Regions from separate parts of the Mus musculus genome. Here all the other regions are linked to region 3. Evidence: chromatin loops called from intact Hi-C (ENCODE). Cell type or tissue: left cerebral cortex. All regions are shown on one strand. Each heading gives the region's core, and the rest is flanking DNA. Links, peaks and the distances in the headings are about the cores only. Region 1 has its middle 35 kb from the start of Tm4sf1. Region 2 overlaps Wwtr1 (WW domain containing transcription regulator 1). Region 3 holds the start of Gm26671 (a long non-coding RNA gene).

Region 1 (10,486 bases), core at 2,104-7,103, 360 kb after region 3:
ACAAGGTACCTTGATACTAGTATTTCAAACACAAAATCAAGAAAAAGTTTCAGACTGGAATGTAGTTAAATGGATTCAGAAGTTGAACAATTTGGGATACAGGAGTACAGCTATATAGTAAAGATGCTGTATAGTGACATGCACATATAGCTGAGGCCTTGGTCACCCTGGAGATACTGTTATAATATTCTGTGCAAAAGAAGGGGTGAAATTATCTGCAACTAAAAACATTAAGTTTTCACAAATAAGTAATATTGATAAAGAGGTAGAAATTATTACCCTGGACATGAAGGACCCAGTTCAGCTAACTTTTGAACTGATTTTTTTTTTTAAAAAAATCATTCCATTGTATCATATAGTAACACTTAGAATTGGGGTAAACTGTGTGAAGCTGTGTCTCTGTCATTCCTCATCCACCTAATTCATTCTCTGGTTGGCTTTAATAAAGATCTAATGGTTAATCAGCTGGGAAGGAAATGGAAGGTAGGACTTCTTGGGAGGAAGAAAGGAACACTGTGAAGGAGAATAAGAAAGGCCCTTTTGGTAGGAGAGATGAGAGGAGACAGATATGGTTATGGGCCTGGAAGGCATAGGTAGACATGGGATGGGACAAGGTGGTCTGGTTAACTTAGATAAGCTAGTTGAGAATCTGACCAGCTAAGGCCTAAGCTTTGAACTATTAAAAGGTTTCTGTGTGGTTATTTGGGGAGCTTGCTGGTTAAGGAGTAACTGCTGCCATATTAATTTCCACCTAATTAATATATATCATTGAAAAACTTAGTATGTTTGCTGATGTAACTCTTATTGTAAATTATAAAATATGGCGGACACAGGAAATATAAATTGCTGTTTAGCCCCCAAGTTCAATGATGAAGGATCTTAGGCATTGACAGAACCTGAGAAAATGGGGCTTTTAAGGTAGCAGCATGTTCTGAAATCTTTTATATCACCATGAGAATATAGATACTGTTTGTAAGTAACCAATTTAATTTGCGTACCCTGGTGCAAATTACTATTTGAGCATTTAAAAAATATTTCCTGGATATTTGAGTGTGTTTTCTTTTGGAAAGTGCCAGCTGATTTTATCAGTCCACTTGTTATTTTGTTGTTGGGTATGTGATAAGTTAGATTAGCTGAGAAAACCAAACATACATAGGCTAGAAAGCTCCCTTTTAAACTTACTTTTGTTAAATCCCAATGTTTTTTAGATGTTGTGATTTAATGTTTGTCTCAAGCTTTCCATCTTGCTTTCTTATTAGACCTATTGGTTACTCAGGAATGTATCATTTAACTTCCTCATCTCAGTATTTCCAGTGGTCAACAGGGGGCAACATGTGGGTAGAAGCATTTCCAGTGGTTAACAGGGGCAACCTGTGGGTAGAAGCAGTTGTGTGCACAGAGACAGGAGGTACATGCAGACTGAGCTGCTCAGTTTTGCTCTGAACTTGAAGCAGTTGAAAAAACAAGTTTCAACATTTTTTTTTTTTCAAGACAGGGTTTCTCTGTGTAGCCCTGGCTGTCCTGGAACTCACTTTGTAGATCAGGCTGGCCTCGAACTCAGAAATCTGCCTGCCTCTGTCTCTCAAGTGCTGGAATTTCGAGGCCAGCCTCGTCTACAAAGTGAGTTCCAGGACAGCCAGGGCTACAAAGAGAAATCCTGTCTCGAAAAACAACAACAACAACAACAACACAAAAAAGGAAAAAAAAAAAAAGAAAAAGAAAAAGGAAAAAAAAAAGGAAAAGAAAGAACAAGTTTCTACTCTATCCAAGCAATTGCCAAGGCTGAGAATTATTCTCTACTTCTGTACAGTGTCACCCTTACAAACCGTGATTCTTGGACTCAGATGACATCACCAACTAACTTGCAATGGATGGCAGGTCACAGTTATCAATCAAAAACACCAAGCATTTTAAAAGGTATTTGGGTTGATCTGACCAGCTCTTTTCTTTTTCTTTTTTTTTTATTTCATTTTTTTATTAGATTTTTTTTCATTTACACTTCAAATGCTATCCTGAAAGTCCCCTATACCCTCCCCCTGCCCTGCTCCCCAACCCACCCACTCCCATTTCCTGGCACTGGCATTCCCCTGTACTGGAGCATATGATCTTCGCAAGACCAAGGGCCTCTCCTCCCATTGATGGCTGACTAGGCCATCCTCTGCTACATATGCAACTAGAGACACAGTTCTGGGGGGTACTGTTAGTTCATATTGTTGATCCCTCATAGGGTTGCCGACCCCTTTAGCTCCTTGGGTATTTTCTCTAGCTCCTTCTTTAGGGGCCCTGTGTTCCATCCAATAGATGACTGTGAGCATCCACTTCTGTATTTGCCAGTCACTGGCATAGCTTCAAAAGAGATAGCTATATCAGTGACCAGCTCTTTTCAGCTGTGATCCAGTGGCTTCGGCATGCCTCATCCAGTCAAGAGATTGAAAAGCTCCTTGGATGATTCTATTAGACAGAATAATAGCCACCAGAAAGGATGAATTCTTGAAACATGCAGGTCAAGTTCTTCAGTCTTGCACACGTGGCAAATGCCGTGAGTCTTTCCCAGTAGTCGCTTCCAATGTGCCTGGACACAATTTTAGCACCCTTTTCTAGTCATCTTGTTTGTCAGGCACTGGTAATAGACCAGAGTCACCACTGAGTCTACTTTGGTATCATTCTGTCCTAATCAGTCAGTCTTGTTAGATCTGACTCCGACCCCCCAGCACACCTCATTTCTGCCACCACCATCATGACTTGACATTTTTATAGGACAGCCCTTCAAGCCATCTACTTCAGGACAGCTGTAGAGGCTTCTGGTGCTGCCGTGAGTTCATTCATGTTATGCTTACAGTCTTCAGATCTCAAGAACTTTCAAACATTAACTCATTTGTTTGGGAATGTCTGGTCTTATGAGGACTAATGAGCTAGTGCTTACACAAGCTGTAGTGTTCCCAAGATGAACACATCGTGTCAACTATACACTTCACATTTCAGGGCCTCTGAGAACTTGGAGGAGTTGGCTGCTTTTTAAAAAATGGCTTTGCTATGACTCTCCAATAAGGCCCAGGTTCAGGCCCAGCCATGCTGCTGATCTTTAGAAAGGGAGCAAGGAATGGGACAAGAAATGAGGAGGTGATGCACATGGGACTCAGCCGTTGTTCCTGTCTAGTTTTGTTACCTTAAGCAAGTCCCTTGTGTCACTCAGCTTCTCTTTCCTTGTTTGTCCATGGGAATGGTAATGTCTGCCTGAGATAATGTATGTGAGAATCTGGTCAAAAGCAGACAGTGCTGTGTTAAGAAGCTGAGAGGTGCTTCTGGCTGATTTTGAAACCCATGTATGTGTGTGCATGTTTACATGACAACAGGGTGGGGGAGATGGGGAGTGTATACCTGATTAGAAAGCCTGTCTGAGCCAGGAACCTCACACTGTACTGTCCAGACCTCACTGGGCTCTGTATCCTCATGTTCTCTTGACTGAAGTCCAGCCAAGAACCCCACCTACATGCTTTCTTTTTGCCCTCTCTGTTTCCTTCCCCATCAGCCCTCCATGTCCAGGTCCAGAATTTCTGAGTCTGTGCCAGGTCCTGCCCTGCACACTGACCACCCTCCAGGCCCAGGCCCAGCTAGAAGGCAGCATCTATGTCTCTTCATGAGTCTGTCCCTCCTGAGACACTAAAGGACAGTGCCTTAGTCCTGGATTTCCCAGGCTCTAGAACAGAGAAAAAATTATTGTCATTTATAAATTACACAGTGGGTAGTATTTTGTTACGTTGTATAAATGGGCTAAGATTACAAGACTAACTCACCATGGCCCTGGGGTTAGTGTATTTTGAGTGTTCTGGCATGAGCGTAAGCACATTTTAATGGGTAAAAGGAGAGGCCATTATGATTTGCACGTACCTAGGATCTAATGGAATGCTAGAGTATAAGCCCCAAATAAAATTAAAAGGGAAAAGGATATTGAGGCAAAGCAATACAAGGATGTCATAAGTAGCCTTCATGAGAACCCCATATATGATGGAGAAACATGAAAAATATAGAAGAGAGCAGAGCATTCTGTAACCACTATCATTTAAATTCACTGGTCCCTATCGAAGAGGTATATGTGTTCCGTGGTAGAAAGCAAACACCATAGTTAATACCTAGGGGCCTGCATTATCCACACCCCCCACCCCACCCCTTTCCAGTTTCCTCTCTGCCTCTAGACTATTCTTGGCCGTTCTAGCATGGCAGTCTCTCCAGAAATGGGGGTTCAAAACAATATCATTAAGAGCCTTGACTATAGAAGGGAGCTCTGTTTCCCAGTAAGGGTCCCTATAGTGACTCTCTGTGAAGGAAGCATTTTTAGAAAAATAAACAGGCTTTCGACAGTGACACCATGTGGCCGACAGGAGTAATGACAGCAGTGGGCTGCCGGTCCCTTCCCTAGAGCTGAGAATGATAGCTTGAACTTGAGATGGGCACCTGGAGAGGAAGGCACTTGCCTTCCTGATACTGAAGGGAGTAGGTATGACAGACAGTGATGCTTTTCAGTTTTGTATCTGAAGTTCTTGGACCAGTTCCCATTTCTTAGATTCAATCTAAAGTAAACTTTATAAATTGGCTTTCGTTACATTCTTAAAACTTGGTAACCAAATAATACTGATTTTTGTAGATTCGCCCGAGCCTCTGACTTTTGCTTCATGCTAAGAGCATTATCTCAGCTTCATTTTTTCTATCACTGCATGTATGCTAATTAGTTTTGTTTAAAATAAAAGAAATATGGAAGAGTGAGAAGACCAACAACTGAAATATCAAGAAAAATTATGCAGTGATTATAGCATCTCTGATACATTTCAGATAAAACACCAGTGGTTTTTGGTAACCATTTGATTAAAAAATTTTCAGTTATCATCTATCAACTATTTGTCTATCTATCTATCACCTATCTATAATCTATTTATTTATGTGTATAAGTATTTTGCATAAGTGTATGTATGCACATGGATGCTTGGTACCCACAGAGCTCAGAAGAGGTGTCTCATTCTCTGCAACTGGACTTAGGAGAGGTTGTGAGCCACTATGTGAGAGCTGGGAATCAAACTCACATCTTCTGCAAGATCAACAATTTCTTTTTTCTTATTATTGAATATTTTATCTATCTACATTTCAAATGTTATCCCCTTTCCCAATCCCCCCAGAAACCCCTTATCCCATCCCCCTTCCTCCTGCTTTTATGAGGGTGTGCCCCCACCCACCCACCCACTTCTGGCTCCCCACCTTTGCATTTCCTTGCACTAGGGCATCGGGCTTTCACAGAACCAAGGGCCTCTCCTCCCATTGATGCTTGTCAACTTCTCTTAACTGCTGAGCCATCTTCCTAAACCCACCACTTCGTGTTTAAGGGAAAGTTATTCACCTCACTTATCATGAATTTTTAATTGATAAAATATTTAATTTATTCTAGGTCCAGTCTTAATTTCTTGAAGCATTTATTATTACACGAGAATATGGGTGTATAAATTAGTCAACGTGATATTGTTTATGTGGCTTAGCATAAGAGCCCTGCTAGAAACCAGGGCATGTTCAGGGCATGACTGTGTCTACAATGTGTACAGTAGAAAGCATCGTGTCCATGCAGATAGCTACTCACCCAGAAAGAATCTCAGTGCACTTAGAAGAGGGGCTAGGAGGGGGTCTGAGCCAGCATCATCTGCCACTCCTGATCTTGAATGCATAACGGTATAGACAAATGACAACCCTATTAGATCAGTAATTTACACATGTGAATGAGATGTCAGAGACTAGGTCTGTCAGATTTTAAAGTTAAGACAACTTAGTTTGTTTTAATCATTTATTTATTTATTTACACTCCAGATCTAACCCCCCCTCCTCCATTCACCCTCCGACTGTTCCACATTCCTTATCTCCTCCCCACCCCTCTGTCTCCACGAGGATGTCCCATCCCCAACCCCACCCCAACCAGACTTCTAAGCTCCCTAGGTCCTCCAGTCTCTGTAGGGTTAGTTATATCTTCTCTGACTGAACCTAGACTTGGCAGTCCTCTGTTGTATATGTGTTGGGGGCCTCATATCAGCTGGTGCATGCTGCCTGGTTGGTGGTCCAGTGTTTGAGAGATCTTGGAGGTCCAGGTTAATTGAGACTGCTGGTCTTCCTACAGGGTTGTCCCCCTCCTCAGCTTCTTCCAGCCTTTCTCCAATTCAACCACCTGGGTCAGCAGTTTCTGTTGTTGGTTGGATGCAAATATCTGCATCTGACTCTTTCAGATTACAAATATCTGCTTGTTGGGTCTTCTAAAGGGCAGTCCTGATAGGTCCCATTTTGTGAGGACTCCATAGCCTCAGTAATAGTGTCAGGGCTTGGGACCTCTTCTTGAGCTGGATCCTACTTCAGACCTGTCCCTGGACCTTCTTCTCCCCAGGCTCCTCTCCATTTCCATCCCTGCAGTTCTTTCAGACAGGAACAATTATGGGTCAGAGTTTTGACCATGGAATGACAACCCCCTTCCTCACTTGTTGCTCTGTCTTCCTGCTGGAGGTGGGCTGTATAAGATCCCTCTCTCTACTGTCAGGCATTTCATTTAAGGTCCCTCCCTTTGGGTCCTGAGAGTCTCTCACCTTCCAAATCTCTGATGAATTCTGGAGGGTGGCTCCCAGCCTCCTACCTCCCGAGGTTGCCTGTTACATTCTTTCTGCTGGCCCTTAGGGCTTCAGTCCTTTTCCCTTATCTAATAGCAGATTAGGTTCCCCTCTCCCATCCCTCCTCCCCTGCTGTCTACTTTCCCTCCCAGGTCCCTCTCTTCCTCCCTACTCGTGATTGTTTTCTTCTTCCTCCCAAGTGAGACTGAAGTGTCCTTACTTGGGCCCTTCAGCTTGTTGACCTTTTTGAGTTCTGTGGACTTTATCTTGGGTATTCTGTACTTATTTATTTATTTTGGTTAATATCCACTTATTAGTGAGTGCACACCATGTGCTTTGGGGTCTGAGTTAACTCACTCAGGATGATATTTTCTAGTTCCATTCATTTGCCTGCAAAACTCAGGATGTCCTCATTCTTAATAGCTGAGTAGTATCCCATTGTGAAAATGAACCACATTTTCTGTATCCATTCTTCTCTTGTGGGGCATCTGGGTTGTTTCCAGCTTCTGGCTATCACAAACAAGGCTGGTATGAATACAGTGGAACACATGCCTCTGTGGCATGGTGGGGCATCTTTTGGGTATATTCCCAAGAGTGGTATTGCTGGATATCCAAGTAGATCTATTTTCAATTTTCTGAGAAACCTCCAGATTGATTTCCAGAGTGGTTGTAGCAGTTTGCAATCCCACTAGCAATGGAGGAGGATTCCTCTTTCTCCACATCCTCTCCAACGTGTGTTGTCACCTAATGATTTGATCTTAGCCATTTTGACTGGTGTAAGATCAATGAAATCTCAGAGTCACTTTGATTTTCATTTCTCTGATCATAAGGACTTTGAACATTTCTTTGGGTGCTTCTCAGTCATTCAAGATTTCTCTGTTGTGAATTCTTGGTTTAGTTCTATACCCCATTTTTTGATTATTATTATTATTATTATTTTTGGTGGTTAGCTTCTTGAGTTCTTTATATATTTTGGATATTAGCCCTCTATCAGATGTGGGGTTAGTGAAGATTTTTTCCCAATCTGTACGTTGATGATTTGTCTTATTGACTATGTCCTTTGCCTTACAGAAGCTTTCCAGTTTCATGAGGTACCATTTATCAATTCTTGATCTTAGAGCATGAGTCATTGTAGTTCTGTTTAGGAAGTTTCCCCCTGTGCCAATGAGTTCAAGGATCTTTCCCACTTTCTTTTCTATTAGACTCTGTGTATCTGGTTTTATGTTGAGGTGCTTGATCTATTTGGACTTGAGTTTTGTGCAAGGTGACAAATATGGGTCTATTTTCATTTTTCTACATGCAGACAGCCAGTTAGACCAGCACCATTTATGGAAGATGATTTCTTTTTTCCATTGTATGTTTTTGGCTTCTTTGTTGAAGATCAAATGTCTGTAAGTGTGTGGTTTTATTTCTGGATCTTCAATACTATTACATTGATCAAGGTGTCTGTCTCTCTACCAATACCATGCAGTTTTTAATCACTATTGCTCTATAGTAAAGCTTGAGGTCAGGGATGGTGATTCCTCTAATCATTCTTTTATTGTTAAGAATTGTTTTCACTATTCTTGGATTTATGCATTTCCAGATGAATTTGAGAATTGCTTTTTCCATGTCTTTGAAGAATTATGTTGGGATTTTGGTGGGAATTGCATTGAATGTGTAGATTGCCTTTGGTAGATGGCCATTTTTACTGTATTATTTCTACCAATCTATGACCATGGGAGATCTCTCTCTATTTTTTGAGATCTTCTTTGATTTCTTTCTTGAGAGACTTAAAGTTATTGTCATACAGATCTTTCACTTCTTTGGTTAGAGTTATCCCAAGATATTTTATATTATTTGTGGCTATTGTGAAGGGAGTTATTTCCCTAATTTCTTTCTCAGTCTGTTCATCATTTGTATAAACGAAGGCTACTGCTTTATTTGAGTTAATTTTATATCCGGTCACTTTGCTGAAGTTGTTTATCAGCTGGAGAAGTTCTCTGGTAGAATTTTTGGGGTTGTTCATGTATACTATCATATCGTCTTCAAATAGTGATATCTTTATTTCTTCTTTGCCACTTTGTATCTCCTTGATCTTGTTTTGTTTTCTTATTGTTCTAGCTAGCACTTCAAGTATTATATTGAATAGATATGGGGAGAGTGGGCATCCTTGTCTTGTTCCTGATTTTAGTGGGATTGCTTCAATTATGTCTCCATTTAATTTATTATTGGCTGTTGCTTTGTTGAAAATTGCTTTTATTATATTTAGGTATGGGCCTTAAATTCTTGATCTCTCCAATATTTTTAACATGAAGGGATGTTTTATTTTGTCAAATGCTTTTTCTGCATCTAAGAAGATGATCATATGATTTTTCTTTTTTGAGTTTGTTTGTATCGTGGATTACATTAACAGATTTTCATATATTGGACCAAGTTTGCATCCCTGCGATGAAGCCTACTTGATCATGATTGATGATGGATTTGATGTGTTCTTGGATTTGGTTTGCAAGAATTCTATTGAGTATTTTTGCATCAATATTCATAAGCAAGATTGGTTTGAAGTTCTCTTTTTCGATTGGGTCCTTGTGTAGTTTAGGTATGTTGGACCTTCATTTTCATTAAATTCTAAAAAGTCTTTAATTTCTTTCTTTCTTTTTTTCCCTGATCAAGTTATCACTAAGTAGAGAGTTGTTCAGTTTCCACATGTTTGTGGGTTTTTTGTTGTTATTGAAGATCAGCCTTAGGCTACAGTGATCTGATAGAATGGATGGGATTATTTCAATCTTGTATTAGATAAGGGTTATTTTGTGACCAATTATACGGTCAATTCTGGAGAAGGTATCATGAGGTGTGAGAAGAAGGTGTATTCATTTTTTTTTAGGGTGAAATGTTCTGTAGATATCTGTTAAACCCATTGGGTTCATAACCTCTATTAGTTTCACTGTGTCTATATTTAGTTTCTGTTTCAGTGACCTGTCTATTGGTGAAAGTGGGGTGTTGAAATCTCCTACTATTATTGTGTGAGGTTCAATGTGTGTTTGAGCTTTAGTAAAGTTTCTTTTATGAATGTGGGTGCCCTGGCACTTGGGGCATAGATGTTCAGAATTAAGACTTTGTCTTGGTGGAGTTTCCCTTTGATGAATATGAAGTGTCCTTCTTCATCACGTTTGATAACTTTTGGTTGAGTCTATTTTATTGGATATTAGTATGGCAACTCCAGCTTGTTTCCTGGGACCATTTGCTTGGAAGACCTTTTTCCATCCTTTATGCTGAGATAGTGTCTGTCTTTGTCATTGAGGTTTATTTCTTGCATGCAGCAAAATGTTGTATCTTGTTTGTGTATCCAGTCTGTTAGTTTATATCTTTTTATAGGTGAGTTGAATCCATTAATATTGAGAGATATTAAAGAGAAATGACTGTTGGTTCCTGGTATGTTTGATTTTGTAGGTGACTTCATGTGCTTGTGGGTCTCTCCTTTTGACTTTGTTGTGAGATCCTTAAAATCTTGTCATTTCTTTGGTGTAGGTACCTTCTTTGTGTTGGAGTTTTCCTTCTAGGATCCTCTGTAGGGCTGGATTGGTAGATAGATACTGTTTGAATTTGGTTTTGTCCTGGAATACTTTTTCTTCCTCTTTGTTGATTGAGAGTTTTTCTGTGTTCAGTAGCCTGGGCTGGCATTTGTGTTCTCTTAGAGTCTGCATAACCTCTGACCAGGCTCTTCTGGCTTTCATAGTTTCTGTTGAGAAGTCTGGTGTAATTCTGATAGGTCTACCTTTGTATGTTACTTGGCCCTTTTCCCTTGCAGCTTTTATTACTCTTTTTTTGTTCTGTGCATTTAGTGTTTTGATTATTATGTGACAAGTGGTTTTTATTTCCTG
Region 2 (10,486 bases), core at 1,868-6,867, 160 kb after region 3:
GAGCTGGCTGGTGGGAGGTGCCCTGCGAGCCAAAAACACTCACTCGGAGCCAGGCCCCGCTCTCCATTGCCTTTTACTTTCTAGCTTCTTCTGTTGATTTATTCCACAGAGCTGCAGGCCAGTGGGGGAACTAGAGGGGAGGAAGCTTCCAGAACTTCTTAACTCACAAATTGTCTCTGCCTTTCATTATCCTCTGCGTCCACCGCACAGCTTCTCAGCCCTAGGAGGGTGCCTTTTGAATCCATAAATGACGTTTGGTTTTGTTGTTTAAGGGAGCTAACAGATTACCAGTAACTCACTCCAAAGACTCTGTTTTACAAAGGGTTTCCATTCCCAGCTTGTATGTGAAGAAATGTTGGGGGCAGGAGGAGGGAGGGCTGCAGCTTTTCAGAACTTTCTGAGACTGGCCTTTAAAACCGAACCTTAAAACTTTGCTAAATGTGGTGTGAATTCCCGGGATACTAGCTCCACCCATATACATCGAAAAGGATCATAAAACATTTCCAATCCCATCTTCCTCCCGGCTCGGGGAGGAAAAACTGTGCTCAGTGCTGTTGAATAGGCTGGTTCGTTAAGTTCTCTTCTAAACAAGCTGAATGAGGTCATGGGGTTGGTATTTCCATTTTATAGCTGGGAAAACAGGATCAGAGAAATGAAGTAACTTGCCCAAGTTTCATCTCCAGTAGTAGGTGAAAGGGTTTGAATTTGAGGCCTGCCAACTTCAGTCCTCACTGCCTTCTCCCTGGTACTGTCTGTGGAAATTACCGGAATAGCCTCAGAGGTCAAACTGCCTGGATTTAGACACTGGCTCCACCTGCTGTTAGCTACAGGGCTCTGGGAAAACCACTTAACTCTCTCTGGCCCTGTTTCCTCATCAGTAAACTAAGTTAATGGAGTCCTGTGTTCAGGCTTCACATGTTTTTTTTGCAAAGTCTAGTCAAGTCTCTTTGCCTCGCAAATCTTTCTGTGCCGTCCATGACACCTTCTATTGTTTGTCTCACTGTGTTCTTTGATCTATGTCCAACAAGATGCTTCATAAAGCATCTTAAATGAACTGTCAAGGATTTAGTCCAAGGGGCTGCAGAGATGTTTAAGAGCACTGACTGCTTGTCCAAAGACCCAGAGTTCAGACCTCAGTACTCACATGGTAGTTTAAAACCAGCTCTTATGCTAGTTCCAAGGGGGTCCCCCATCTTCTTTTTTGAATAGCTTAGGCACTGCACACATTTGGTGAACAAACATACCTGCAGGCAAACAAACAACCCCCCCAACCCATACATGTAAAAATAAATAAATAGCATTTTTTAAATTAAAATTTTTAAAGATTTATTTATTTATTATATGTAAGTACACTATAGCTGTGTTCAGACACCCCAGAAGAGGGCGTCAGATCTCATTACAGATGATTGTGAGCCACCATGTGGTTGCTGGGATTTGAACTCAGGACCTTCGGAAGAGCAGTCAGTGCTCTTAACTGCTGAGCCATCTCTCCAGCTTTAAATTAAAAAAATAATTTAAAAAAAGAATTTAGTTTAAAATTTCACAGCTCTATTGTAACTGACCTGGGATTTGAACTCTTGTGATTTTAAAGTCCTCTTCTCTGCATTGCATCACTGCTTTCTGTTATGCCAAGCTCAGGACAGGTTCAACAGCATCCTTAACTACTTCTTGAGAATTCCACTGGCAAATAGCCCACAGAACTGAGAAGTAGCCAGTACCTTACCTGATTACAACTAGAAATTTCTTCATTCTGTCTGCCACAAATCTGTGACTGGAGGGATCTTGTAGTTCACTAGTAGCTTAAGAGCCATTGCGAGGCCTTTGAGTTTTGTGATATCCTGACTCCTCGAAGACCCGATATTCTCCAGTGGTCATGCTCATGCATTGTGTGGCTTGGTGAAAGCACTGATAGACCTGCCCAACGCCTGACACACGGCTTGATGGCATGGCAGGGAAGTCAGCTGGAGTAATTGCAGAAGTAATGATGTTCCTGGAGATGGATGTAAGACCAGAGAACAGCAATATAGGGGTTAGATGAACATCCTAATGCCTGTCCATTGTCTATTCTTTGTGATTGTCTGTCTAGAATCTTGTAATTGGTGTTTTTCTATTCTAGCTAGTCTGTGTAAAAGACACACAATCCTGGTATTTTATTTACAAGCTATAGGCCTAGATTGGGCAGGTTTGGTGCTATTTTAACTTACATCACTGTGGCTGTATAACCTAAATACTAAAGCTGGGTAAGATGTGTTTGGAGGAAGAGAGACCTGAAGTACTGAGATGTGGAGAAATCAGAGGCCTGTTTTAGACAGGGCTTGTGGTGCCCTGTGAATAGACCACAATAGTTAGCCTTTCTGTTGCCGTGATAAAATACCTGAAGCAGCTTGAAGGAGAAAAGAGTGTCTTACCAGCTACAGTCCATCCTTTAAGGAAGAAGCCAAGGCTGGAGGAGCCCAAAGCAAGAACCGAGGCAAGAACCATGGAGGAATGTTCTCCACTAGGCCGCTCAGCTTGCACTCCCACATCTGTCATCAATCAAGAAAGTGCCCCACAGGTCTGCCCACAGGCCAGTCTTACAGATGCAAGCTTCTCTTCCCAGGTGACTCTAGTTTGTGTAGGATGACGTAAACTAACCAGCACACCTGCCAAGACGAGAGAGGATGATAATTAGTTTTGAGCACTCTTCATGGTTGAGGTAAAGGTGGATGATTGCCCTTTTGCTTATAGAAGGGCTTCAGCTATCAGGTGACAGTCAAAAGCATTCTGATCTAGACTTTAATTACCCAGTTTTGATAAGGACATACTGGGGAGGTTGGTCCTTTATTTTTAGCCTTTGGTATTGTCCCCCACCCCCCAAATTTGTGGGCAGATATGGGGATTTTTTTTTTAACCTTTCAAAACAGGACTGTCTTACTTGGGTTTCTGTTGCTATGATAAAACACCATGACAAAAGAGCAACCTGGGAAGGATGGGCTTTATTCCATCTTATATTTATCCCATCACCTGCGGGAGGGCAGGGCAGGGCAGGGCAGGAACCTACAGGCAGGAGCCTGGCCTGTAAGAATGTGTTGTCTGGCTTACTCAGTCAGCCTGCTTTCTTGTATAACCTAAGACCTCCTACCTAGGGTAGTCCTGCCCTGCCCTCAGTGAGCTAGGCTGTCCTCCCACCAAGAAAATGCTCCAAAGACTCTCCTGTCAGCTATCTGATGGAGGCACTTTCTCAACTGAGATTCCTCTTTCCAGATGACTTTAACGTGTGTCAACTTGACAAAATAAAAACAAAACACAACAGTGGGAAACCAGGCAGGTAGAATTTTAAAAGTTCTAAATGTAGAACTATTATATTATAAAATACAACTCTCACCACTCTATAGTTAAACCTAATTTTAGGCAGTGTAAGTTTTCTTAGCCTTGTGATGAATTTTCACATTCTGATTTAATCTTTCAAAGGTGAAAGGTGACTAGGAGGAAACTCTTAGGTATCAAAGTGGATCTATTCCACACAACACTGAGGGATACTTTTAAAGTTATCTGCTTACACACTTATTTTTGTAGTTCTGGGGATGGAACCCATGGTTTTCCTTGTACCTCTTAGGCAAGTCCTTTACTGCCAGTGTCTTTATTTTGTCTTTAACCTGTGTTTTTGAGATTGGTATGTAGAACACAAGGTGAGGTGACATTAGATATCGATGCAGTGACTTCTGGAGCAAGCTCTGTTCTGAGCATCTTTGTCATAACAGCAGCATTTTGCACATGTGGTGTTATTATTCCCCCGCTGTGAGGTGGTAGGGGACAAAATTGTGAAATACCTCAATGGGACACAGCAAGGCCAGAATTCACATCCAAGTATTTGGTGCTGCTGTTTCTGTTACTGGCCACTTAGCACCGTGCATCTTATGTTAGGGACAGTGGAGGAGGATTCAGGTGAACTGTTAACTAGGCAGCGTGTGTACTAATTTGTGGTTGAAGGTGTGATTTTTTTCCTTTTATTTCTCATTTTGTTATCACCAGCATATTTTTTAAATGTTTCTATTTGAATAAATACTATTTCTTATTTACTTACTCAGAATGTATTTTATGGGTATCTACTACTACATACTTAACATGGTTACAGGTAGTGGGTGTGTAGGCATGAACATGGTGAATAAGATCCCTTCCTTCATGGGTCATTCATTGGGGAGGACAGATAAAACCCAAGTTGCTGTGAAGAAAATAGGTGCAGGTTAAAAGACAGACAGTCATGGGTGGTGGGAGGTGACCTTTTAGATAGGGGCAGGGAGGAGTGTCTTGATACCTGGCATTTGTAGGTTAGTAACTAAGGGAAATGGGCTTCGGTGGGACGTGTGTTCCAGACAGAGGGAATAATTGTATGGATTCAGGAGCTGGAAGCAATGTTAAAGCCAGACACTAAGATTGGGAGACTGTATCAGAGCCAGGCTGGGATGGTTTTTTGGCCACTGGGCTACAGGCAAGATGTGACTCCACTATCCATCCTGGTAGGGTAGGAAGCAGAGGTCTTCCTTATATTTAGCTGTTCTTTGGAATGGTCTGTGACCCAAGAATAATCGTACAATAATCTTAAACAAGTCATTCCATTGCATTGTTAATAATAAATGGTCCGATTTATTTACTTTTTTAATGCTGTTAGGGTTAAAAGAGCCCTCTGCAGTCTCTTGCATTTTGTTAGTTACTTGAAGAAGGTAGAAACATGATCCAGTGAGACCCCTACAGACAGGATATAGCATTTCCTCTTTTGGTGACTTGGAGACTGGTGTAACTAGTTAGGACCCAATGATGAAGAATGGGATAGCACTTCTCTTGGATTTAAAATGTGGAAAAGCAGTGAGCATCTCCCATCCGCATTCTACAGGTTCTTACCCTTTGTTATATAGTCTTTATTTATTTTTTCTTGGTTAGCATACAAAGAAATGGATTTCATCCTGACATTTTCATACATATATATTATGCTTATTTACCCCTCACTACACTCTGACATCTTTCTACTCACCCTCTCGATTGTAACCTCCTTCCTTCCAAGAAGTTCCCTTTCCTGCTTTTAAGAAAGTTTTTACTTTATCTTTTATTTAGTGCATGTGTGAGCACACTTGTGCCATAGTACACATGTGGCGATCAGAGGGCAACTTTCAGGAGCTGATTTCTCTCCACTTGGTTAATAGGAAATGCAGCTATTCTTGGAGGGAGGGAGGGAGGGAGGGAGGGGAGGAGGGAGGGAGAGAGAGAGAGAGAGAGAGAGAGAGAGAGAGAGAGAGAATATGAGAATGAATATGTGTGTGCACTATTAGATAGTGAGGCTATTAGCCAAAGGATTCTTGTATTTGCTAGAATATAAATCACTGACCAGTTGTTTTCATGCCAAGAGGTTCAGCATATGTGAGTGCTTGTAAGAGTTTGTGGTAGTCTCAAGTTTACTCACCCCAGGTTCAAGCTTTGCCTTCTGCAGGAGACTTTCAGGAAAGCCTTATTGGATAGTTTCCAATCTCCATTTGTTTTCCCCTTCCCTTCTCCCTCTTGCTCTGGCCTCGCTTGCTCTGGCCCATAGGTTTTTTTTTATTTGTTTCTCATTACAGATGGTTGTGAGCCACCACATGATTGCTGGGATTTGACCTCATGATCAACAAAAGAGTAGTCAGTGCTCTTAACCACTGAGCCATCTCACTAGCCCTCAAATCTCCATTTTTAACTTGCTTTTTTGTGTATTATTGAATGAAATGCATTCTCATTACTTGCGTCAAGATAAACAGAAGGACCAGGGGCCCTTTCTTGCCAGTTATTTTATTCCTCCTCATATCAACAGTGTAGTTTCTTAACAGACCTTTCATGGTTTGTAACTTATACCACCATAGTAAGTACTAGTAATGGTACAGTGAACACAAGAACTTTTACCAGCTAGAACAAGAGTTTTCTAGCTGGTAACTTCATTGTCTAAACAGCAATACTTTAACCTTCATGTTGCATGTAGCTTTTGCTACTCCGCCTATGCTCTGGGAATGCGCTGAGCTACCAGCCCCTGCCCAGTTTCCCTCGAATCCATGGATAAAAAACATGGATACACACAGTTGTTCAAGTCCCCCTTGCCTTTTTGGCACAATTGCTGGGTGCTACTTGTCTCCTGCCTGGAGAAGCATGTCTTTATCAATACTCTTAGCTCTGCACCTCTCCACCTGCCCTCAACTTTAGTTGCTCTGTTACATCTGGTCCCAGCTAAATACTCCCAACCACCGGCCTGTAGGAGCAGCCCATGGCCACTGCATCCGAGATCTCACAAGGCTGGTCACCTTTTCTCCCTCAGAAGCATAGTGAACACTCCCCCCAGGCCCAATCCTTTGTGTCTGTCTGCTTGCCTCCAGGGACCCAGAAGTTCTGCCTGTTCCTTCTGCCCAGCAATTGGCCCATGACTTCATTACTGACAGATCAAGAACCAATTGGGGAACAGGACCTTAGCATCAGAACCATCCCTATACCATCACATGAAGAGATCTAACCAACATCCTAGAACTCATATAGCCAGAATGTTCTCTTTCATGGTTTATGAATTTTAAGGGTATGAGATCAATGACATCCATTTGGAAATTGTAGAAGTGTGGCCAGGGCCCGTCCTTGGTTTTGGATGTAAGCGTAAGCATATGAGAATATTCTTCCCTGGAGATAGCTATCAACTTGAAAGGGGTCTGACACCTGGTCATCTCTAGCTGGAGTGTACCGCTGCAGTCAAGTTCATAACATTTTGGACTGATTCTTCATGGTTTTAATGCTAGCTTAAAAATTTTAAATCTATAATCCACCAAACATCTAATTGTCTATGGGATCTCCAGTTTTCTCCAATTTTCAGCCATTCTAATCAACTCAACATTATCATTATTCTGTGTGTATGTCAGTAAGTATGTTGTGTGTATGTAAGTATGGGCATACTTGTGCCAAGCCTTGTATGTAGAGGCTAGGGGACAATTTTGTGGAGTCAGTTCTCCCCTTCTACCCTTATGTGTGCCTGGAGATTTAATTCAAGTTGCTAGGCTTATACAGTAAGCACCTTTAACCATGGAGCCATCTCAACACATACATTCATGATGTAACATGCGTATGTAGGTCAGAGAGCAACTATTTTCTTAAAGCAAACTTTAAAACTGGTTGTATTGTTCATGTGGTGATTAACACCAACTGCTAAGTGTAAATTCATGTAGAACCTGGATTCTAAACCTTCCATTTACACTAGCATGTAAATGGGAGAGACCAGATTCGCATGCTAGTCCAGAGGAGTCCAGTTACTTTGACTGTTTTTAGATTTAGTCTGAGACTCTAGAGCAAAACTGACTTGTCAGTGAGAAAGTATCTTGAGTGGCTATGGTATGGCTTGTGTATCTTAACAACTCCATGGGCAGGTGCATGTTTTTCAGAGTAAGTTCCCAGAGGTCCAGTGTCCCCTTAGGTTCAGTTAGCTGGGAGTAGAAGAGAAGGACATGCCTTGAAGACTGTGGAAGAAGGACACTAATCTAGTGACTTTGATCTACTGAAATATATATAAAGTGTTTTGTGTTTGGTGAGCAGTTTTCCCATGAAGTATATTATGATGCAACCCTTTGTGGCAATTGAGTAACTCTCTTTCCCCTCTGACTCTTGTATAGGAAGCTGCCCTCTGCCGACAGCTCCCCATGGAAACCGAGACCATGGCCCCTGTCAACACGCCTGCCATGAGCACAGATATGAGATCTGTCACCAACAGTAGCTCAGATCCTTTCCTCAATGGGTAAGTTTACACTGGGGACCACTGACTTTTGCTTTCTTCCCCATGGTTTAGACTGTAATGGGGTGTTTGTTTACACTGTGGAAAGGCAGGGAGCTTTGGGGATGGGGAGAGAGTTGGGGGCGGATGACAGAATAAAGGAAAACGTAGTCACATGTCATGGAATATATCCTTCAGTGATTTGTACGTGAGACTGAACTTCACATTTAAACAGGACAGTGCTATTTGGTAATCACTTGCAAGAATCTTGAAATTCTTTCGAGTAAGAGTGCAGTTAAAAGCATGTCATGGTACACAATACAAGAAAATTCACGGGTATTTTTGGTGAAAGGAAAACTTCCTTCTTTCCTCAGAAGCAGCCACTCTGCAGAAAGTGGTGTGTTTCTGTCACAGTGAACTTTGCTATTTTTCTGGATCCCCTTTGCCCAGCCTCTTGAGTGTTGAGATTATAGACATGGACCACCACGAGTGGTTATATACAGAGTTCTTTTACCATGACTGTTCGTATCTATGAGCATAATTCAGCACTATTTTCTGGTTTTTAAAATATTTACATAGATATTATCTATATGTAGAATAGAGTCCAAGTGGTTATTTTGAGTCAGTAAGGAAACCCCTGCCCTTGTATGGTGAGTGGCCAGTTTTAGTGCATAGAATTGATTGGTTTTGGTAAGATCAGGTTATGTTTCAAAATGAAAAGGGCCACGTAATTTTCTCCCTTTCACTGATTGAGTTCTGTGACTGTGTTTTAATTTTGAACTTTATTGAGTAGACTCACATTGAGGTCTCCTTTATTTATTTTTATTTTCTGCAGAGGGCCCTATCATTCACGGGAGCAGAGCACAGACAGTGGCCTGGGGTTAGGGTGCTACAGTGTCCCCACAACTCCAGAAGACTTCCTCAGCAACATGGACGAGATGGATACAGGTGGGCACGCAGCCTTCCACTGTCTGTAGTGTTTTCATTTTCACATTGTCCCCTTGATTTTGGCAATCCTAAAATCCAATGGGAAACACAAGCCTTCAACATAAACTAAAATTCCACTCAGTCTGCTATTACTAAATATAGACCTTTCAGAGTTTGTGCAAATATGATTTCACATAGATGTGAGATTTTAAGACCCACCCCCATCCTTTTTAGTATTTCCCTTTCCTCAGAATTATACATAACTGCAGTGAGGTGACTGTGCTGTACCCTCTTTTTGGTTGTAATGAACAGTCCACTCTTTTTACTGGGAAATAATACTCTTTTTGGTTCTCCAGGCATGCTGATATTTTCATGTTACTCACTAGTTTTAGAAGGGATTGACAGTGGTCATTTAGAAAATCAATAACTCAGAGGATCCTGTTCTAACATAATATCCCACTTCAGCCATTTACAAGAAGACAACAAGCTTGACTTTTCTAGTCCCCAGCCTGTGCATCCTATAGAGTAGACCATGTCCAAACAACAAAATAGTCTCTTAAGGAAGTTTGCACTTTGGTGTTGGGACACAGATTTTCTTCTTCCTTCCTTCCTCCCTCCTTCTCTCCCTCCTTCTCTCCCTCCCCCTTCCTTCCTTTTAATTTTGATACAGGGTCTCTCTATGTACCTCTGGCTGTGCTGAAACTTGGTATATAGACCAGGTTGACCTTGAACTTCAAGGATCCACCTGCCTCTGCCTCCCGAAAAGAGCACTAATAGCAATTAAAGGCATGGACCACCACGCTTGGCTTTCATGTAGTAGTAGCCAAGCCAAAACTAAATGACAGCTTGAGTATATGCTCTCTGTAAATACTTTTGCAAGTTTCCCTTCTATTATTATTCATGACAGAAAAGCGGTTGTTGTATTGTGTTCAGCATTTGATGCTCTTCTAAAAGACCCAGGTTCAGTAAGCAGCATCTACATGTGACTTACAACTCTCTGCAACACCAGTTCCAGGGTATACAACACCCTCTTCTAACCTTTGTAGGCACCAAACATTCAGGAGTTACACTGACATTTATGCATGCAAAACACTCATACACGTGTAGTAGTTCTGACAAAAAATAAGAGATTGTCTCCCGAATCATTGGTTTGCAGTAGCTCAAGCTTAGCATACTCTGTGCATGTCCAACTGCTCTGTGCTGCTAAGAGTCTAAAATGTTGAGTCTGAATGTCAGACCCATCGCCAGGTTTACAGTTGAGCCTTGTGAAAGTACAGGCTGGATGCTGGAACGGCATCTCTCTGGGTCTTATAGGCTGACAGGAGTAGGTAGAGAGCATAGGAGGGGTTGTGAAGAGTCACATAGGGGTGGTTTGCACTGGGCCGTGTTTGATTTATTACTGTTTTTCTTTTCTGCACCCCTTTCATCTGCACACCCCTACCCCCATGTTTTGCTTCCTTATGAGGTGGCATCTTCCTATGTTGTTTACTTTCATCTTTAAACACTGGGAATCTAGTGAGGGTAAAAAGAGAAATAAGGGGAGAGGGTGGGGACCTGAAAAAGATAGATTCTCTCCTATAGGTTTCTAAAATAATGTTAAGTAGGTAAATGGGGATTGGTTTTGAAGATGTACTACACAATCCAATGGTGTCATGAAAAGAACACAAGCAGCATCCATCCTGAGTTGAGTCTTTGTCTCCCCACTGTCTGGTAACTGTGTTCTCTATGAATCTCTGTGCGCTTCAGCTCTCACCAGTGAAATGAGTGTTCTCATGCCTGCCCATCCATTGAAGAAGTCTGTTCATGAAATAGATTTGACAA
Region 3 (10,486 bases), core at 3,723-8,722:
ATAAATAAGTTTTTTAAAAAGCCATTTGTGCTGCCACTCACCTCCAAATCCAGCATTCTGGAGGCAGAGACAGGGAGATCTCTGTGAGTTTAGGGCTAACACAGTGAGATCCTGTCTTCCCCCTCACCCCCAAATAAACAAGTAAAACAAATAAATAATAAAATAAATAGAGCTGGTGAGATGGCTCAGCGGTTAAGAGCAGTGACTGCTCTTCTGACAGGTCCTGAGTTCAAATCCCAGCAACCACATGGTAGCTCACAACCATTCGTAATGAGATCTGATGCCCTTTTCTGGTGTGTTTGAAGACAGCTACAGCGTACTTAGAGAATAATAAATAAATTTTTAAAAATTAAAATAAAATAAAAATTAATCATTTAAAGAAATAAATACATAATGATAATAGTTAAAAATAAACAAAAGGTAAAACAAAGACACCAGAATATCATGGAGTTACTTCAACGTAACACAACTATTTGTAAATTACCCACAGGAAAAGCCTATGGGTTTTTAAATACTATGTTAAAAATTCCAAGTTTTCCTCTAAGATGAGGAGTCATGCACAAATGTTCACTTTCAACACTTCAGAGGGGCTGAACAGCTGGCTAAGAGCACTGTTAAGAGCACTGACTGCTCTTCCAGAGGTCCTGAGTTCAAATCCCAGCAACCACATGGTGGCTCACAACAATCTGCAATGGGATCCGATGCCCTCTTCTGGTGTGTCTGAAGACAGCTGCAGTGTAGTCATATACATAAAATAAATAAATCTTTAGAGAGAGAGGGAGGGAGAGGGAGAGAAAGAGAGACAGAGCAATTAGATTCAACAAATAAGTAAAAGACACTGTGAAGGAAAGTTCTGAAAAGAAGCTGTACCTTCTGAACTTTCTACAAGGTTGACTGACAAATTAGAGTTTCGATGACTTTTCAGATGTTGGAATGATGCAGGTCCAGAACCTGATTACAATTTATCTTAGGCTACTTTTAGCCTTCTAAACAGCCATTCCTTGCCCACCTCTGCATCTAACTTAACATTCTGTGACTAATAAATAAAACCTTTAGGATATATTAAATTATGAAGACCCCCAATTTCCACCAAAAAAAGCTAATAATGCTTTAGACAACACCAGACGTCCAGGACTGAGATTCCAACTTGTACTTTGTTTTCATCTTTCTGCTTTAAGTCTCCACCAATGTATCTGACATGTGCCTTGATTTATGACTGTCTTTGTTACTGTAAAAATTTTATCAAACTATTACCATGTTAGAATGTGGAATTTGAGAAGAGTTTAATATGTGTTCCTAAAGCCATAGTTACTCATATTTGACTCCAGAACAAACTCTTTTACTCCTCTGAAATGGGAACTGTTTCTTTGGTTGACGATATCTAAGTTCAAAAAGAAAATTGTTTCTGTTTACAAATGATTTTTATATAGGAAAACAAGTTTCCACTAAAAGAAATTTCTTGAACATTCTTCTGGTTAGTTTTTAATCAATTTTATACACACCTAGAGATACTCGAGAGAGGGAATCTCACTTGAGAAATTGTCTCTCCCAGTTAGCCTATGGGCAAGTCTGTGGGGCATTCTCTGGTTAATGATTGATGTGAGAGGGCCCAGCCCACTGTGGGCAGTCCATCCCTTAGACACATGAAAAGTGTAGCTGAACTAGCAGTGTTCCTCTGTGGTCTCTGCTTCAGTTCCCCAGGTTTCTACCTTGGCTTCCCGAAAAATGATAAACTGTAACCTGTAAGCCAAAAGAAATAAATCCTCCTCCTGAAATTGCTGTTGGTCAATGTTTATCGCAGCAACAGAAATGATCAACCTTGAAAGAAAGCGGTGTTGTTAGTTCTATGGCAAGAAGAATAATATGCGTAGGAAATGAAACAATCTGTATGATGACAACTGCAAAGCACTTCTTAGGAAAATTAAAGAAGAAATAATTAAGTGGAGAGGCTGGAGAGATAGCTCAGTGTATGAGAACTTTCTCTTTCAGAGGGTTTCAGTTCAGTTCCTAGAACCCACATGCTGCTCACAACCATCTGTAACTCCCCTTTTAAGGGAACTAACACCCCCTTCTCCTAATCTCTTCAGACTCATATATACATGCAGGTAGAAAACACATACGCATAAAATTTTAAAAAATCTAAAAATTAAATTTTAAAGACAATATCAGCAGTATACAAAGGCAACACAGAATGGCAGGCTGTATTTGTTATGGTGTTCCTGATCCCTGGGGAAAGACTCAATCAAATTATAATGAAAATTTAACCAGGCCTGGTGGCACAAACCTTTAATCCAGTCACTCAGAAGGCAGAGGCAGGCAGATCTCTGTGAGTCCCAGGACAGCCAGGGCTGTTAGACAGGGCTGTTAGACCCTGTCTCAAAAATAATAATAATTTAGAGATTTATTCATTACTGCTAGCAGGACAACAATCTCTGAGACAAACTTGAAATTGCCATGCCAAAAGGGGTGAGGGGAGGATTTTTAAGGGGAAACTCACAAGAATACCTTGAGTATCTACACAAGCAATCCAGGAGCTATTCTGCTCTGCCAAGATTAGATAGTCAGGCTACCTCACAATAGTCCTTGAATGTCTGCATAAGCAGGTTACAGAAGCCAAAAATGCAGTTAGTCATATCATAAGAAGTAGATGGTCCCAGGTGTACATGTCTGGATGAAGGTCACTGAGTAAAGGTTAACTTATCTTCCAGGCACAGCTAGTAGGTGTTTGTCTCTGACTCCAACATAGATGCCTAGAATAAAAAGTTTCTTTAGTCATCACACATTTGTGAGTCACATGTTTGACAAAAAAATAAAAAAATAAACAGAACATACAAAGAATTCTGTAACTCAATAACAAAAACACCAGCATTCTTACTCAAAGGTAGTCAGTCATGGGATTTGAATTTCTCCAAAGAAGATCTACAAATGGCCAGTAGGCATATGAAAATATGCTTAAGGTCACTAATCATTCAGGAAATCCGGGTCAAAAGTCCCATGAAAAGAACAGCAGGGTAGCACATGCCTTTAAACCCAGCACCGGAGAGGCAGAGAGGCAGAGAGGCAGAGAGGCAGAGAGGCAGAGAGGCAGAGAGAGACAGAGAGGCAGAGGCAGAGAGGCAGAGAGAGACAGAGAGGCAGAGAGGCAGAGAGGCAGAGGCAGAGAGACAGGCAGAGGCAGAGGCAGAGAGGCAGAGAGAGGCAGAGAGGCAGAGAGAGGCAGAGAGGCAGAGAGGCAGAGAGGCAGAGAGGCAGAGAGGCAGAGAGGCAGAGAGGCAGAGAGGCAGAGAGAGGCAGAGAGGCAGAGAGGCAGAGAGGCAGAGAGGCAGAGAGGCAGAGAGGCAGAGAGAGGCAGAGAGGCAGAGAGGCAGAGAGGCAGAGAGGCAGAGGCAGAGAGACAGGCAGAGGCAGAGGCAGAGAGGCAGAGAGAGGCAGAGAGACAGAGAGGCAGAGGCAGAGAGGCAGAGAGGCAGAGAGGCAGAGAGAGACAGAGAGGCAGAGGCAGAGAGGCAGAGAGGCAGAGAGGCAGAGAGGCAGAGGCAGTCCTATCTCTGTGACTCAGAGGCTAGCCTGGTCTATACAGGAAATTCCAGGTCAGCCAGGGCTACTTAGTAAAACACTGTTTCCAGTAACAAAAACAAGAACACAAATAAAATACCATTTGATACCTGTTGGAACATTACCATCAAAACAATAGAAAAGAAGAATTAGTGAGGATGTGGAGACATTGGAACCCCTGTGGCCTCACAGAAGGAATATAAGCAATACAGCTCCTGAGTGACAAGTTAGCCGTTCTCAAAAATCAGAAACAGATTGCTATGTGATGATGGCGTGCTGGTTTTAGATGTTTGCCCCCAGATATTTGAAAGTGAGGTCTTGAAGTATTGGTCCACTATGATCCATAGTTGCATTATTCACATAGCTATTTACTTCTTCATTTTCATGGAAGCAAGCCTCCATCAACAGGTGAGTGGGAACCATATGCTTACAATAGAACAGTGGTTCTCAAAGTTCCTAATGCTTCAACCTCTTAATACAGTTCCTCATGGATTATGGTAACACCCGACAATAAAATTGTTTTATTGCTACTTCATAACTGTAATTTTGCTACTGTTATGAATCATAATGTAAACATCTGATATGGGACTCCTGTGAAAGGGTCCTTCAAAGGGGTCATGACCCACAGGTTGAGAACCACTGCAATGGACCATTATTCAACTTTAAGAAAGCTCTGGAGTATGCTACAAAAGAGTTAAATCCTGAGGCTGTGGTGCTATGGTGAGATAAGCCACTCATAATGCTGTATGATTCTACTTACTAGCCAAAGGCGTGGAGACACAAAGTAAGAGTGGTCTCTGCACCGCTGGGGAGAGCAATGGAGAGTTGGTTTAATAGGTGAGTGGTTTCACTTTTGCAAGATGAAAGGGAGCTGTAGATGGATGGTGGTGATAGCTCACAGTATCGCGTACTTAATTCCACAGCGCTGTGCGTTTAAAGAGGGCGAAGATGATGCAATTCAGAAACTACCGGGGAGCCAGGTACAGCGGCACAAGCCTGTATGTAACCCCAGCAGTTCAGAGGCTAAGGTAGGAAGACGTCAAGTTCACGGATAACCTGGAGTACACAGGGAGAGCTTGGAAGAGGTGTGTGGGGAAGAGAAAGAAAAGGAGAGAGAGAGAGAGAGAGAGAGAGAGAGAGAGAGAGAGAGAGAGAGAGAGAAGAAGAAGAAGAAGGAGGAGGAGGAGGAGGAGGAGGAGGAGGAGGAGGAGGTAGGAGGAGGAGGAGGAGGAGAGGGAAAAGAGGGAAAAGAGAGGAGAGGGGAGGGGAGGGGAGGGGAGGAGAGGAGAGGAGAGGAGACAAGAGACTGAGAAACACAGAGTTTGTTGGGGGGGGGGGCGTAGAACCTGTAGCTATATGGCTAAGTGGCTACTTATGATCCCTACCCCACTACGCTGCCCACCCCTGCGTGTTTGCCCTTCCCTTTCTCAATTCTCATGTTCTAGTCCGTATTCCTATACAGTCATGCTTTTAGGAGACTGAAAATTCCAAGTTGAGAGCCGAGTGTGGTGGTGCAGGCTTCTGATCCCAGTTCAAGGCCAACCTGGTGTGCTCGGAGAATTCCAGGCCAGTCAAAGCTACACAGGGAGACCCTGTTTCAAAGTAAATAAATAAAATAAAATAAAATTCCAAGTTGAATGTAGTGATTATGAGGGGAAAAAAAGAGAGAAAAGAAAAAAGTCACCAGTCAACCACTGCCAAAGCCTTTTTAGTTTTGATTATCCTACAGACCCCTCGATAGCCGGGGCCTGGTAACTTTATCATGTCCACACAGGGACAATGAGAGAACAGAATGATTATTTTCTGACATATTTGGGTTAATATTTCAGTAGTTAAAACCATTTCCTTAATAGGTAGTCTGGGGGCATAATTTTATGTGAATCCTAGCCTTAATGACATGGCGATTTTTTTTTTTTAATTTCAAAATTGGGGATGTTTCTACACGGTGGTTTGAAACCTAAGAAAAAGGAATGTGCCAAAGTATTGTTTGTGACTTAGAAAATGTCTGATTTCACAAGCTATTATTGACCTGTCTTTAAGGTTTACGTACATGCCTTTCCAGATGTATGAAGTTTTATTTCTGTACTTCAGCTGACGGTATTTTCATTATCCCCTTTCCATACATAATCAGGCAATTACAGCCTCACAGTTAGCTTTCCTCTTGTCCTTCGCTCCTTAAACACCAGAGGGCGCACGTCCTTAAGTATCACTTTGTGGGACCTTTCACTCCAAAATTTGTCTTCTGGATTTGTTCCAGAACCAACTTGAGGGAACACTTAACTGGGCCATTGCTAACGACCCAAAGCCTTTCCTGGTGGCTGCCTTAACTCATCGCTGGACCCTAGGGACAGAGAGTTAAGGTCAGTCGGGAGAAAGCCCCTCTTTATCAATCAAACTTAAACAGCGTAGTCCTTAACAGAGGTAAGAGATCAGCCCAGCATCTGTTCTTGCTGATTTTTCTTTGTGTTCGGCTAAATACAGAGCGTCTTCAAAGCTAACGAAGCAAGCTGGAACGACGCTGCGTGCAAAAGAAAAGGAGCAGAGCGGCATGTAATTACAAAGTGCTCAGGGTGGGGGACGTTAACAAGCCCACGCTCCTGCCAAATCGGCGAGTCAGTAATCTGCAAGTGGTATTACTAAGAGCACTGTTTTATTCTAAAAGAATGTTTCAGTGTGTGTGTGTGTGTGTGTGTGTGTGTGTGTGTGTGTAGAAAGGTCAGAGACTACCTTGTAGAAGCTGGTTCTCCTACCGTTCGGGACCTAGGGAATCAAACCAGGGATTAAGAATCGATAACAAGTGCCCTTCTGTACTCCCTGAGCCATTTTATATGTTTATTATTATGAATGAAATTATCACATTTATTCTTATCATTTCAAAGTTGATCATATCTAATAAAATATTTTATTATCTATGCCTGTTAATATTTGTGGAGTGATCCTAAAATATACATTCAACACCACTTAGCAATCATTGTTCCCTTATAAAATGTTATGCCTACTTATAAAGATATTGAATTAAAAACAAAAAACAGAGGCTAGCCAAATGGCTCAGCCAGTAAGATTCCCTGCTGCCAGGGCTTAAAACCTGAATTCAATCCAGGAGCCCAGACTGAAAGAAGGAAAGTGAGTCACAAAAGTTGTCCCCCGACCTCCACCTAAGTGCAGTGTGGCACCTATGTACCTACCTATACACATCAATCACACATCACACACACACACACACACACACACACACACACACACACAAAACATGTAATTCAAAAAAAAAGAAGAAGAAAGAAAGAAAGAAAGAAAGAAAGAAAGGAAGGAAGGAACAAAAAAGGAAAGAAATAGCAAGGCATAACACATGCCTTTCTTTAGTCCTAGCACTTAGGAGACAGAGAGGCATGTGGGTCTCTATGAGTTCAAAGCCAGCCTGATCTACATAGTGTGTTCCAGGACAGCCAGAGCTACATAGTGAGACCTGTCTTAAAAAACAAAACAAAACATAAAACAAGTAAATTATCTAGGAGGAAATATCAAAGTACAAATACATAGGCATAGTCTCTAATGCCAAGTAAGAGTATTTGTTATTCTCCTTTGATTCAGAACTTGTAGGATTCCCTGACCTCCAAGGTGCCGAGGATCAAACCCAGAGCCATCATGGGGGCTTAGAAAGCACACTAGGGACAAATGCTTTTTATCTATTCCTTTGTTTTTTTATTTTGTTTCCTTCCTTCTTTTTCTTTCTTTCTTTCTTTCTTTCTTTCTTTCTTTCTTTCTTTCTTTCTTTCTTTCTTTCTTTCTTCCTTCCTTCCTTCCTTTCTTTCTTTCTTTCTTTCTTTCTTTCTTTCTTTCTTTCTTTCTTTCTTTTTCTTCTGATACAAGGCCTCACTAGGTAGCTTCGGCTCTCCTGGAACTTGCCATATAGACCAGATTGACCTTTAACTCACAGAGATCTACACCAGGTGGGGTTGGTTGGTTGTTTTTGTTTTTTTTTAAAGACAGAGTCTTTCAACATAGTCCTGCCTGTCCTGAAACTCACTATGCAGATGCTTGGCTTGAGTGTTATATTTTTTTGTTTCTTTGACAACTGTGGTTAAATCTAGTTGCGGGAGTATTTAGGCTTCAGAGGATCAGAATAACTTCTGCATTCGACACAAATAATCTTCAATGTTTAGAGTTTTTAATGTTCAGAATTTTGTCAACTGTTTGTAAACAAACTTGGGAATGATTTTCATAGGAGGGCAGCATTATAGAGGATGGCACTGTGCCACAGTTATCATTTAAACACAAGGAAGCATTACATCAGAGTCGGGTATGGTGACCCATGCCTGTACTCTCCGCGTGGGGAGCCCAGGCAACAAAGACACAAAGTGAAGCAGAATGAGGTCTCATTAAAAGGTCCCCTCTGGGACTCCTAGCACTGTATTGCTATCTTTGCTGGTTTTATGATTGGTACAACAGGAAAATAATTAGCATGTGTGCATCATGTTACTAACCATTGTACGTTAGAAACATCTGAGGTACCATGTTCCTGATTTTTTTTAAGTACAACTGCTACAGAAATCTGCTCAATAGATTTAAAAATCCAAGATACTCACCAATTTAGGAGACAATGCAGGAATTGCGTTTTGTTTCGTTTAGAATTGACATAGGCAATTCCAAAGTTTTAGTGTATGTGTGAATTTATTTTTAAGTCAAGTAGCTAAAAAAATATTAAGGAGTACTGGATACACGTTATATGATGAATTTCACCTCTCCAACTCCACCCCACCTGGAAATCAAAGTCCTTCTCATTTCTCAATATTAACATCCCTAACTAGCGACATCTTTAGTACAAAAGCAGGTAGAAAAGTACCTACTTTCTCTAGTTTGCTTTTCGTTGCTGTGATAAACACCAGGACCAAAAGCAACTTGGAGGAGAAAGTTCATTTGGCTCACAGTTTCATATCACAGCCCATCTTTGGGTAAAGTCAGGGCAAGAACGTAAGGCAGGAACCTGAGCAAAAACCAAGGAGGCTCATTGCTTTCAGGCTTCTGTGCAGGTTTCTATTTTATAGCACTCTGGCCCACCTGACTGTTGTACTTCCCACAATGGGCTGCCCCCCCCCCCACATTAACTAACTATAAAGTAAAGGCCCCACAGAGAGGCCACCAGTTTGAGTGAAGGCAACTCTTTAGTTGATGTTCCCTTTCCCCAGGTGTGACAACCAAGACTAACCATCGGTTTACCACAGATATGTGAAATCTGTTGGAGAGGCGTTGTGAGTGGGAGACACAGCCTTTGGCATCAGGCATCCGTCCTTCTTGCTCATTTACAGCGTGATCTTGATTGAGCCTCAAGCAAATTTTGTAACTTGCCTGGGTCCCTTTGAAGTCGTTGTGATGATATTTACCTCTGGGAATGATTTCCAGACATCAATGAGGTATCATTTGTATTATACTCAAGTTACTGTTTCCTTCTTCGTAGTAAACTGGATAAATGTGCAATAACTCCTTTTATCATAATGATTTAGAGTTCCAGGTTAGCACTGGTGTAGAACTGATGATCAACAATAACTAAGATGACTTCAGAGAATGTTCAATATTATATGAGAAGTAAAGCAAATATAACATAGAAACAATGAGGAGTAATTGAGGTTGGACAGGCAAAGAGTGGCCATCTCAGGAAAGCCGGAGACCTGCGCAATGAGCCATTTAAGTATCTGAAGCAGGATAAAGATGCCCAGGTCTTGTTGACAGAACCAGAGCTGGAATGTGGTGATGGGGATAGGGGTAGATGAGGAAAGGGGCGTAAGCTGATGGCTACCTTGAGGACTGGGTCTCCAGTTTTCTTGGCCTTAACTTCTTGTATCCCTGAAAGAGCCGAGTTCAAACAGGACACAGCAAACAGAGCACGCAGTCCGAGTCTAAATTTAACCAACACGGAAACAGCAACACACTCTTTAGAATAAGAGCAGTTTTATATTCCTTTCTCTGTCCTGCCTCAGGGTGGACACTTCCAGGTAGGAGCACGTTCTTAGAAGCCCATTTACTCAGAATTAGACAAACTATACATACAACGTGCGAGTATATGTTTAAGCCATAAATTAATAAGAGCCGTAAGCGTCTCTGTTTTTGACATTTTCACAGGGGGAAAAGGAATCAGGCACACGTACGTTCGTGCTTTCCTGGCAGGTAAAATCTGAAACCAATTCAAAATAACCAAGCTAGAATCACCCACTCCCAAGTGTGCTTTGTTGTTGTATGGTTTTGTTTGGTTTTTTTGTTTGTTTTGTTTTGTTGAGAATTTATTTGATCTTCCCTTCCCAGAGCTGCCTTTCTGCCTAATAACCCACAGACCATGGTTAAGTTCCTAATTTTCTACAGGAATTTTACAATCAAGATACATGCTTACCCAGCGGACTGATGACTGATGCTTTAAAGAATTCCTCGGACCACATGTGGAGACACGGAAGGTGACAGAATAGTCTGAAGCATGCACACTGCCTAGGGAGGCGCATCAACACTCCAGCTAAGAGATGCTAATGGCTACTACTGCACAGAGGTATCATACAGAAGGTGAGAAATGGATGCCTGATAGAACAGTAGAAGCAGCGTTCAGGTGACTCGCTGAAGAGTTAGAGACAGAACAGGAAGAAAGGGAAGAATCAAAACCAGCTCCCAGGTTTTGCCCCGTGTCTTGGGCAGCTTAGTGCCCCCATTTCTCCAATGGTACAGCTTGAATACTTCAAAGTAAAAATAGTTGGCTAGAGGCTTTCTCTACGTGAGGTTATAAATGAGGCAGTCTGAACAAGATAAAATAGATTCTATTCAAAACAGCAAAAGAGTTTCCAAAGCCCCTGAAGTAAATGAAAGAATACTGTGGTGCTTTAAATGAAATATCCATAATACTTTCTGAAATTGGAATACTTGGTCCCTAGTTGATGATGCTGTTTGGGCGGGTTTA

The links. Peaks named below come from ENCODE experiments on the same cell type or tissue, not always from the same donor. Only the 100,000 strongest peaks of a DNase experiment are listed, where the experiment ranks them.
Region 1: a loop joins it to region 3, with 5 times the contacts of the local background. A loop is called at or near these places in 26 of 42 quality-filtered maps.
Region 2: it touches region 3 in a loop (5-fold over the local background); 33 of 42 quality-filtered maps call a loop at or near these places.

The regions. Positions count from the first base shown.
Region 1 is chr3:57,261,628-57,272,113 of GRCm38, reverse strand. It overlaps the pseudogene Gm18660. Among named protein-coding and RNA genes, the nearest start is that of Tm4sf1, 35 kb to the left of the region's middle. In left cerebral cortex, for the core only: a CTCF peak has its summit at 4,372 (motif pointing left); a DNase peak (open chromatin) is centred at 4,366.
Region 2 is chr3:57,460,719-57,471,204 of GRCm38, reverse strand. It overlaps Wwtr1 (WW domain containing transcription regulator 1), which reads left to right. Exons shown (of 7, transcript NM_133784.3): 5 at 7,641-7,762; 6 at 8,574-8,686. Among named protein-coding and RNA genes, the nearest start is that of Tm4sf4, 41 kb to the right of the region's middle. In left cerebral cortex, for the core only: a CTCF peak has its summit at 4,732; a DNase peak (open chromatin) is centred at 4,727.
Region 3 is chr3:57,621,133-57,631,618 of GRCm38, reverse strand. It overlaps Gm26671 (a long non-coding RNA gene), which reads left to right and starts at 4,262. Exons shown (of 6, transcript XR_867303.3): 1 at 4,262-4,392; 2 at 4,479-4,583; 3 at 5,813-5,915; 4 at 8,739-8,963; 5 at 9,907-10,098. In left cerebral cortex, for the core only: a CTCF peak has its summit at 5,732 (motif pointing right); DNase peaks (open chromatin) are centred at 5,763 and 6,102; H3K4me3 peaks cover 479 bases.